Regions from separate parts of the Homo sapiens genome. Here region 2 is linked to region 1. A link is an interaction called in ENCODE POLR2A ChIA-PET data of the cell type or tissue named here. Cell type or tissue: endothelial cell of umbilical vein. All regions are shown on one strand. Links, peaks and the distances in the headings refer to the core of each region. The heading gives the core; the rest is flanking DNA. Region 1 overlaps ARHGAP19 (Rho GTPase activating protein 19). Region 2 overlaps PDLIM1 (PDZ and LIM domain 1).

Region 1 (5,375 bases), core at 124-5,123:
GGATATGAAACAAAACAATTTTAATTTCAGAATATTACAAGAATATAAAAGAAAGACAATGCATAGGATCGTTTCTTTACAATTACATATACATAGTCAAATAAGAATGAAAACTTTAACCAAAACACTTAAGAAACCTTGTTTCTCTTGTTGAGCAAGCTCAGGGATAGGACAAAGGCAACCCTTGCTCTGCAGAAAGAACCCTGGGGTGAGGGAATATTTCCCCCAACAGGTTCTATCTGTCCCCAGACATGGCCAGGGGAGGGCTCCATGGCTCTTTAGCACAGGCTGTGGCCTCACACACTCCAGTCTCCATGGTAACCCAAGCACTCAGGCTATTATGTCCCACACCTCCTCGCTGGCCTGCTTCTGTCAACTCTACGCTGGTAGAAGATCTCGGCATTAGCTGTCTGGGGAAGCTAACTTCCTACAGTGGGTTTTAGTTGAGTTAATCACCACTGGTGTAAAACGCTTGTGCATCTTAGGAACCCAAATCTTCCCCAAATTCTAGACAATCCCACAAAATGCTAGTATCTAGGTTTAGATCTAGGTCCTGTCTTCCGTTTGAAGCCTTCAGGGTAAAGGAGGGCAGAGATAAGGCTCTCTCCTGGGGAAAGGAGTTCTACACAAAAATGACCTCAGAATGGGGGCCATTAGCCTCAAGCATCTGTGTGAGGCCTTGTAGGAAAGGAGACAGAGTCTAGAGACATCTATTCCTAAAAATCACCTGGTTGCATGGCCAGTCACTGTGGGGCACGTTCCCAGTGACCACAGGTTCTCCTAGACGGCAGTATTTTCAACTGCATGCTAACACAGGCTGCTGTGAGGGAAACTGAACAGAAACGTTCCTACTCAGGAGGAGAGAATGGCTCTGTTCTGACACTCTAGGATCGACTGCTTCCTTACAGGTCAACAGAACAGATACCTCCGGAGCACCCAGGTGTCACTGCAGTCAACAGCCCTCCACTAGCCCATTTCCCAAGGGTGTTCCCTTGTCCTTCCTGAATGACTCTGGAAGGACATTCTGGGTAAAGAGCTTTCCTTTGCGGAGGATCAACTGTAGTTTTGGTTACGATTCATTACCTGCTCCTTTTTTTACGGTTCGTTACCTGCTCCTGTTTTGGCCCTCAGGTACAGTCAGTATCTCCTGATGCTCTTTCACTACTACAGCAGGGTTTTTCACACCAGATTCATTGGTCCCAATGCAAAAGTCTATCATTGTAAAAGGTGAGAAATTCCAACGCCTATGGTTCTCACTAATTTAGTCAGTGGGGTTCACACAGTACAGTCTGGACCAGGAAGGTGGCCTGCAGTTTAATATGTGTATCCCTCTGGCACAAACACAAGGCCCCAAATTGACACCACATCAAAGCCCATCACAGGTGACCCCAGAAAGAAATGAAGTTGTAAAAGCCACAAGAAGAGGCACTTCCAGAGAGATTGTTCCAACATGAAAAACAAACACAATGAAATAGATTCAAAAAAAATCTTATAGATTAAAAAACTCTGTTAAATACTGGCTCAAAAACAATACCTGCCCACCAAATCAGAAGGGAGACAGCAGCCTTCTGTGGCAAATGATAAAAGGGGTTTTCTCTGTGTTTTCCGTAAGATTCCACTGGATTAGAATAGTTACATATTACAAGGTAGAAGGTTATGCTGCTTACTCCTCAAATTTGGATTCTAAGTCGATCACAGCTTCTATTAAGAAAAATGACCTATAAAACCCCTAAAGCAAGGGAAAACATATTCAATAAATAAACAAAACACACATAAACCACCCAAGGAGACCAGCTATATAAAGGCATGTGCATGTGATAAATATCTCTCTCATGATCCTCACCCCAGAACACAACCTTTGCTTATGATTCCATTCACCCAAAGAGCATCTACATCCGTCTAAATCTCAGCTACTTCCCTTAAATAGAATCAAAAACTAACACGATGACAGGAGCTATCAGGTCACCACTCTGCTCCCTCTACCTGATGCCAGCCCTGTTTAACAGACCATAGCACCACTTCGGGATGAAGCACGTCTAAACAAATAAAGGAAAGAAGGAAGAGTTAAGGAAGAATACCATTTCAATTTGGTGATACCCAAAGGGTTTTCTGTTTGAATTAACTGATATCTGGTGTAAGGGATTTCATTTTCTTAATAAGAAAAAAAAAGTCAAATATTTAATAGAAACCTACGCAAACGAATTTGCTAATATGTGTTTTTACAAATGACATAAAACTGCTCTAGAGAAAGGGGCTTCTAAGCAGTTTTGTTTTCCTAACCATCTATTGTTCACACTGCATTAAGCTGGAAGACCAAATTTTACATTTTTCTCCACTATTGCTGTTACAGCAGCAAAAGCAGCAGAAAGGCTGGCAGAGGGGGCTGCCAGCTGGGCACAAGGCCAAGCTCTGCTCCCCCAGAGTCATCTTTCATTTCAGCAATGGTGCAGCATATTCAACAGTTTAGAAATAGGTCAGCAAACCACATTTTGTGGGGCAACTGCTTCCCCATAGTGGCCTGACTCGGCTCCAACCCACAGGGTGAGAAGGGTTGTACAGCTCCACAGAGCCAGGCACAAACCTGAGCATTCCCCCCTGCTACATGCTGCTCTCTGGGCAGACACCAGTTCATACTAGGTCAAAGCCATGCCACTGCTCTATCCAACACAAGTGAACACACCAAATCCAAAAGCCAGAAGCTCTGGCCCCATCTCCAAATTACCACCTGTGTCCCTTCTGACAAAGAGAGGGCGGAACAGTAACACTCCTTGAACATTGGTGACAAGCCACAGCTGCTTCCAAATAAGAACATTCTCTCCTTTAAATCCTGTCAGCCCTGCAGAGGTTGCTGCTTGCTTCTTCTTTCTGATCCTAACTTCCTCTCAGGAGACGGTCTAGCCTGCACCCTCAGAGGGTGCAATGTAATCCCACCCATAAAGAGTCATCCTGGGACATAAAGGCAGCCAGCCCCCTCCTAGGCACACTCCAGAGCTTCCCCCACATACAAATATTTTAGCAAACTTCTCTTATGCTGTCAGTGACTTTCCTTGAGTCACAGTGATTTGGTTCAGAAGTATTACGTTGGCACCAGAGATGTTTTAGTCAAGAGGAAATTGAATGAAGATAACAAGTTCAGCAAAACACAATTATTTTCACATCACTGAGGAAAGGGAAAGAGAGAGAGAGATGGACAAGGGAGGGAGAAATGGAAGGAAGGAAAAGAGTTTAATAATTAAGATTTGTTAAAATACTGTATCATTCTGAATTCTCCTTTTTCAATACTGCAGGTCAAATACTCTGATGTCACACCCAAGAAATAATAAAAAATGTCCAGAAAAGCTATAAATTCTTTGGACACAAATTAGGTATTGAGGAATACAGCCTCATAAGATAAAGAGTTTTCCCAAAGCTCAAAGTGAAAAAGAGGGAAAGATATCTAGCTTAGAGCCCAACCAAAAACATGGCTTTTAAAACAAAGAAATAAACAAACAAAAACAACCAAATACCCAATACTATCAAAACAGAGAAAAACCCAAAATATCCATTAAAAACAACATCAATCCACTGGGACAGTGCTTTTTAAAAAATTACTGGCAGTTGAGCACACATTTCATATTTTTTTTCAAAAGTGGAATCTGCCTAAACACATTGAGTGAGCACTGAAGCCCACCTTAGTGTGCTGTATAAGCTGGTTGGATAGTTAGTGGTTTCCCCATAATATTAAAAAAGAGAGACAGGGCCTAAGCACTCTCTCAGAAGGCACAGCTTGCAAACATCATCCAGTGAGTGGGGTTAGAGGTATCAGTCGGGTCACGGTATTAGTTGGCTTTGACAATTCAAAATGCAGCAAGCAAGCTGCAAGTCCAAGCTTTGCTGTGGGCAGGAATAACACCTGCCCACTAAACAGAAAATTCTGCATGGACCATAGGAGACAACTCTGGATCCTTCAGAGAAATCCTAGGTTGAAGGAAAAACAAGAGCGTTAGACATGTTCTTAAATATTTCTTTTTGCAAACATCCCACTCAAAAGCTACAGGGTCTACACTTAATATTTTCTCCAAACTGAAGGCTAATGAGTTTAATTAAGAATGTGTGACTCTACCAAATAAACATCTGCCTGATATAATCTCGTTCATTAAATCATCTTAATGGCCGTAACAGCTAACAGTAAGTACATATTTTGTGCTGCTCTAAGTTATTTATGTACATTATTTATCCTCACAATAACCAGTATATGAGGTACTACTCCTACCATTTTACAGAGTAAGAATCTGCAGCCTACATAGTTCATTTGCCCGAGGACTAATATATAAGCTATTAAGCAGCAAAACTGGGAATGGAACCCAAGCCCAGCTGAATGCAGAACTCATGCTCCTACCACCACCGCCCCTCTCAACACTCAATGTTTACTAAAAGCCGACTCAGCACAAGGCACTGTCATTTTTCGGAAGATGAGAAGAACAGGAGACAGAAGGCCACAAATACACTAAGTCTGACCTTTGTCTTCTAGAAGAAAAACTAGTTACAGAGATAAGACAATATGTGAAGTAAATACAGTAAATCATACTAAGTGTCAATATTTTTGTAGCATTAATAAGTTCAAAGGAAAAAGTATTATATTTGGCTGTGTTAGCCAGAGAAAGTTTCAAAGAGGAGGTGAGATTTAGGCTAGACTTTGAAGAATGGGTAAGATTTTGACTACTGAAAATAATGGCCATAATAAGTAGGTGCTAAATCAGTGGTTCTCATGTGGAGATGACTTTGCCTCCTCACCCACCATGGGACATTTGGCAATGTCTAGAAGCACTTTTACTTATCACAACTGGGGGAAGGATGCTCCCAGCATCGATGGGGTAAAGGCCAGGAAGGCTGCTCATCATACAGTGCACATGGCAGCTCCTACAACAAAGCATTATCTGAACCAACATGTCAGTAGTGTGCCAAGGTTGAGAAATCCTGTACTAAATAATAGTCTTTTTGGATTATGTTGTTGATCACAGTAATAAAATTACATTATCTTCTTCAAAGAATATGTTACTTTTATTATAAACATCACTATCAAAAAATCTGAGGTTGTATATTCATTGTTGTATAAAAGAAATACATGGCAGGCACCTGGATCTGTGGGCTTGGAGACTGCCAATGTCTGAAGAGAGTTCAGACCTGGCATTGCCAGGCTGGAAGTAGTTATCATACAGAGAGCAGAGCTGAGCAGTGGAAGGAGACCAAGCTGCAAAGAGGCAGGAGAAGCAGGTGCAGAAACGAACAGAACTTAAGAGCAGAACTTAAGATAGAGCATTGAAAAAAATAAAGATGTAGTGGAATAGGCAAACAACAGTAAGCCACTGCAGATAAGGAAAAGAATTAAAGAGGAA
Region 2 (5,375 bases), core at 57-5,056, 1.9 Mb before region 1:
AATAGGTCCTTAAATTCACCTGCCTACAGAGCAATACATGCGGACTCAATACATATCACATCTCCTACACTGATGTACAACCATTTTTCAAGTGAATACAGATGCTATTAGAATGAACAAGATCCAAACTCATTTTGAAATAGTACTCACCTCAGAGTACTATCTCTAACCAAGGTATCTGGTTAGATTTTCTAAACTAAGGTATACTAAAAATATTACTGTCATCATCCCAGGGTAAGTTCACAACTTTTTTTTTCCACATTACAAGACCTTCCTGGATGGGAATTCCAAGTCCGCAGGATCAAGGTGGCAGTAACACCCCCAGGCTCCCAGTGCCCACAGGGCTCTGGCCACCCTTTGGAGAAGGCCCTTGACTCTCGGGATCCAGTTGAGGAAGATCTTATGAACACCTGGGTGTCTCCTTATGGCTGAACCACAGGTAACAGGTTCTTCAAGGCACCAAACCAGGACACACAAGTTGGGTCCTAAACCTCAGTATCTGATGCAGTTTTCAGCAGCTACAGTTTCCGATTAGCCCTCAGCGCAGCTAGTGTGGTGCCGCTATTATGGTGCATTCCCCATCAGCACCCTGACCCCAAAAAATGAGGACAAGTTGATCCTTGAGGTCCCTTCTGGCCCGCACATGCTATGACTTTATCAGGCAAAACTCTCCTGGAATGTGGCAGGATGTGGAAACCAGTACCGAGATCCTGACCTCCTAACCTTCCTTTCTGGCTCTCCCATCATTTGTTTACCAGAGATCTGGGTTTTAGGAAACGAAAGCAGCCTCCTGATTCAAGGTTCAGATCGTCCCCTCATCCAGCCACTGGGACAGGACTTTTTATCCAGGCAAGCACAGGCCGCTCTCATTTCAGTCAACAATGAGAGTTAGCTTCTGAGTCATCCAGTGCATGCAATAAAAAAAAATTCCTCCGTTTTCTGACCTGTTGTCCTGAGAAGACTGATCTGGTGCATCTTCATACACACTTCACTGTTACTAAAGGACAACGCAGGCTCAGTTTTTAAACGGCTCTAAGCATCATTTTATTTGGGATTGGCAAGCGTTCTTGACTGACAAACTCTAACTCCAAGGAGAGCAGCCTGAATCAAGGAGAATAATGCCTTATGGAACTCATTTATCATAGCTAAATCTAGCAGTTTCAAAGAGCAGTCCCCTTAGGATGAAATCCAAAATCTTTAACAAGGCCGCTAAAGCCAGTGCCTCCCTCCCCACCCACATCATGCCTCTTCCCCACTGGGCTCCAGCTACAGGGCCTCAGGACTTTCACACCTGCCTTTACCTCTGCCTGATTAACTTCTCATCTTCCAAGTGTCTGTGTAAACAACCCTTCTTCTCAAAGAGGCCTTCCTTCACCTCCAATCTAAGCTATACCCCCACAGTCATCCTTTTTTTTTTTTTTTTTGAGACGGAGTTTCGCTCTTGTTGACCAGGTTGGTGTACAGTGGCGCAGTCTCGGCTCACTGCAACCTCCACCTCCCGGGTTCAAGCGATTCTCCTGTCTCAGCCTCCTGAGTAGCTGGGATTACAGGCTGCACCACCATGCCCAGCTAATTTTTTGTATTTTTAGAAGAGATGGGGTTTTTTCACCATGTTGGCCAGGCTGGTCTCGAACTCCTGACCTCAGGTGATCCACCCACCTCGGCCTCCCAAAGTGCTGGGATTACAGGCGTGAGCCACCATGCCCAGCTCAGTCATCCTTTTAATACACTTGGTTCTTCTTCACGGCACTGGTCACTTTATGTTTGCAAACCTCCTTGGTGGGTTAGTTTGTTTAATGTTGAAAGGCCTACTCAGCAGTAAGGTGCATGAGGGCAGGATTTTGTCTGCCTTCTGTGCTGTGATATTGCAAAAATTTTAACAGTGAGAAAATTATGACAGTTAAAGATCTGGCCTAACCAATTTCATCTTGCCTTTAACCTCCAAACTGTCTTTGGTCATTCCTGGGCATCAGCAAAGCTAACTTCCGGAGAAATTTTAGTGTATAGTTTAAATGATGGTAGCACTTTCCAAAACTAAACTGTCTGAAAAACTAACGAAAGACCACCAGGTTAGGAGGATGAGAGGGGCCTGAATTCTGCTAAGATGTAGGCATAGTTAAATGATTACCAGCCATTATTCCAGAGCTCACAATATTTGCAACTTCCCCAGTTACTCCTGTAAATAACACCCCTATTGTAGAACCTAAGATTGGCCTTTTGCGATGTCCTTTCAGGCTTTTGCATTTCTGACTACCTACTGGATGCCCCCCGACCAAGATGCGAACTCAACACACTGTTTTCCACACCCCTGTGATGGCATGCCCAACCAATCAGCATTCACCTTCCCTAGCCCCCTGCCTGCCGAACTATCTTTGAAAACCCCTAGCCTTCAACTTTCATGGAGGCTGATTTGAGTAATAATAAAACTCTAGTCTTCCATTTAGCCAGCTCTACGTGTATTAAACTTTCTGTATTGCAAATCCCCTGTCTTGATAAATCAGCTCTATCTGGGCAATGGGCAAGAATCCACTGGGCAGTTACAGTATCCTCAACACCCAATAACTGGAACATAGTAGGTGCTCAATAAATATCTGTATAATAAATGATTGGCTCTAAAACACCTAGTGTTGTTAAATATGTAATCAGCCTGCTTCATTTTATCCTTTAAAATGAATTATTTCAAAAACATCAAAAATATTTTTATTTCAAAAATGAAATAATCATTTCCCTCTACACTGCTATCCTGAAGCATGACCACTCACAAAACTCAAATGAGATTGGAACTGGAGAGGTTGAGAAGATGAAAAAGAAGTTTCCTTTCACTTTTTTACGGTGAACTGCTGAGAAGTCCAGAATGTCCAGCATTTGGTTCCAACTGTTTTGTGGGAGAGACATTTCTGCTAAGTATATCCCAACAGGTCCTGGACAAGCTAGAACCAGTCTTAGGCGCCCCAAGCCTGAGTAATTGAGGTCTGGTCATCCTATCTTTCAGTATAATTTCTTTGTTTTTTTTTTAAAGCCAAACTGGTAAGAAGCCAAAGGAAATCTCAGAAAGTCACAAGCAACATCAGATAGGACTTGAAAGAAATTACACATACAGATTAAGTTCACATTCTTTTATGAGCTATCTTTTTTAGGGGAAAAAATTGATTTAAACAAATAATGGGATTTGCCTTTCCAAAGCCCTTTCATATACAATCTCCTATTTGAGATAATAATATGATTACCTCACCACCAACATATTAGATAAACTTTACAGATGAGGAAATTGAGATTCAGAAAAATTGTGAGTGGTTCAAGTTCACACAGCTAAAGGCTGAGCCTGAACTTGAAAGGCTCTCTCATTGCAAATTCCATTCCTTTTTGCTTTAGCACAATGCCACAAGCAGAGGCTCCAAACTCAACTGTCAAAGCCAAAAAAAAAAAATCCAGGAGACTCATCTGCAGTGGCCTTCTACATAGGACCTGGAGTGTCACAAAGTCCTGATGCTGGCTGAGTGCCTCCCTACCACAGGACAGTCACTCCCCTGCCCTGTACTGATCTGGGGCCCAGTAACCCCACCCATTATAAAATTTACAAACCATAACACAGAAGTGACAAGGGTTACAGGAGAGAAGGCCTGTGCCTCCAACACTGGATAGTTCCTGTCTTGAATGGTGGATTCCAATCCTTGCCAAACACTATTTATCACAATCATAATCAAAATGACAGCCATCAGTTAATGAGCGTTTAGGTACCAAGCATGACAAAGTCTTTAGCAAGGGTTAACTCACCAATATTCACGTGATGCTACCAGACAGGCAATGTTATCTGCATCATTACAGATGAGGAAATGGAGGAACAGGGGTTAAGCAGTTTGCCTGAGGTTGCACAGCTGGTGAGCGGCAGGCCACAGCAGGCTCCAGAGTCCACCCACTTAACCAACTAGGCCACACTATCTGCTCTAATTTCCTCCTGACCATCAAGTTCCATCAGAACCAGCTCATAATAGAGTCAGCTTCAGTTTCCTAAAAAAAAAAAAAAAAAAAAAAAAAAAACTTCTGGGCCAGGCATGGTGGCTTACGCCTGTAATCCCAGCACTGTGGGAGACCAAGGTAAGTGGCTCGCCTTGAGCTCAGGAGTTCGAGACCAACCTGGGCAACATGGCGTAACCCTGTCTCTACAAAATACAAAAAAAATTTGCCAGGTGTGGTGGCACACGCCTGTAGTCCCAGCTACTCAGGAGGCTGAGGTGGGAGGATAGCTTGTACCCAGGAGGTAGAGGCTGCAGTGAGCTGAGACTGTGCCACTGAACTCCAGCCTGGGTGATAGAGTGAGACTTGTCTCAGAACAAGAAAAAAAAAAATTATATACTCACTCCCATTAGTTCAATGAACGTGCCATTGCCAGCCTTTTTCCCCAGAGACCATACAACTAGATCACACAACTCTTGCTGCATAAGAATAAATGGGGACAGGCACAGTAGCTCATGCCTGTAATCCCAGCACTTTGAGAGGCCAAGCACTTTTGGGAGGTCAGATGGCAGGCAGATCACATGAGCTGAGGAGTTCAAGACCAGCCTGGCCAACATGGTGAAACCCTATCTCTACTAAAAATACAAAAATTAGCCAGCTGTGGTGATGCACACTGCCTGTAATCCCAATTACTCAGGGGGCTGAGACAGGAGAATTGCTTGAACCCAGGAGGTGGAGGTTGCAGTGAGCCGAGATCACACCACTGCACTCCAGCCTGGGCAACAGAGTAAGAATGTCTAAAAATAAAATAAAATAAAATAAAACAGTAAACGGGTTTAGGCACAACAATTTCCACTAATGAACAATCTATCATTTTCTGCTCAATTCATTCTTGTGTCCCTCACTCTTCGTCCCCACCAGCACCCCAGGCAGACACTGCTTGCTTAGAGGCCAACATGTTCTCCACTCCAAGTTCATAATGCATCTTTAAGACCTGTCCACTGCTGCCAGTCCTGAGCACATAAGAAGGTGTTTGAAGTTTAACTGCACTTCTAACTGGTGTAAATAAAATCGGATGATGATGTAGCTCTCCCACTTTCTTCAACTTACATTTAAATAACTACATACCTAAATGACACTACTATCATACAGAACTGGATGCATACCCATGACAAATAAAAAGATAACCCTCCTCCTCAGTGATAATGGCATGTTTCTACTTCATCCCTCCCCTGTTCCTTCTTTCTCTCTCTGTTCATTCACTTATCAGACATCCTTATGTACATTCTGAAAGACAGTGTAACTTGTTCATTAAGATGTGGTTTCTGGAGTCAGATGGCCAGGGTTCAAGTCCTGCCTGGCTTGTGAGCTAAGTGTCCTTGGGCAGGGTATTTCACCTCTGTGTAAACAAGGATGCACCA

What was found. ChIA-PET counts read pairs that join two places held together with the same protein. Peaks named below come from ENCODE experiments on the same cell type or tissue, not always from the same donor. Only the 100,000 strongest peaks of a DNase experiment are listed, where the experiment ranks them.
Region 2: POLR2A ChIA-PET joins it to region 1 with 6 read pairs; 2 of 35 experiments call an interaction of 5 or more read pairs at or near these places.

The regions. Positions count from the first base shown.
Region 1 is chr10:97,222,176-97,227,550 of GRCh38, forward strand. It overlaps ARHGAP19 (Rho GTPase activating protein 19), which reads right to left. Exons shown (of 12, transcript NM_032900.6): 12 at 4-3,957. The coding sequence ends at 3,947. All of the region lies in intron 11 of ARHGAP19-SLIT1 (ARHGAP19-SLIT1 readthrough (NMD candidate)), which reads right to left. The region is part of intron 2 of LOC105378447 (a long non-coding RNA gene); the gene reads left to right. Among named protein-coding and RNA genes, the nearest start is that of SLIT1, 39 kb to the left of the region's middle. In endothelial cell of umbilical vein, for the core only: no CTCF peak of the experiment used is centred there; no DNase peak of the experiment used is centred there.
Region 2 is chr10:95,272,887-95,278,261 of GRCh38, forward strand. All of the region lies in intron 1 of PDLIM1 (PDZ and LIM domain 1), which reads right to left. Among named protein-coding and RNA genes, the nearest start is that of PDLIM1, 15 kb to the right of the region's middle. In endothelial cell of umbilical vein, for the core only: no CTCF peak of the experiment used is centred there; DNase peaks (open chromatin) are centred at 815 and 3,095; H3K27ac peaks cover 1,617 bases.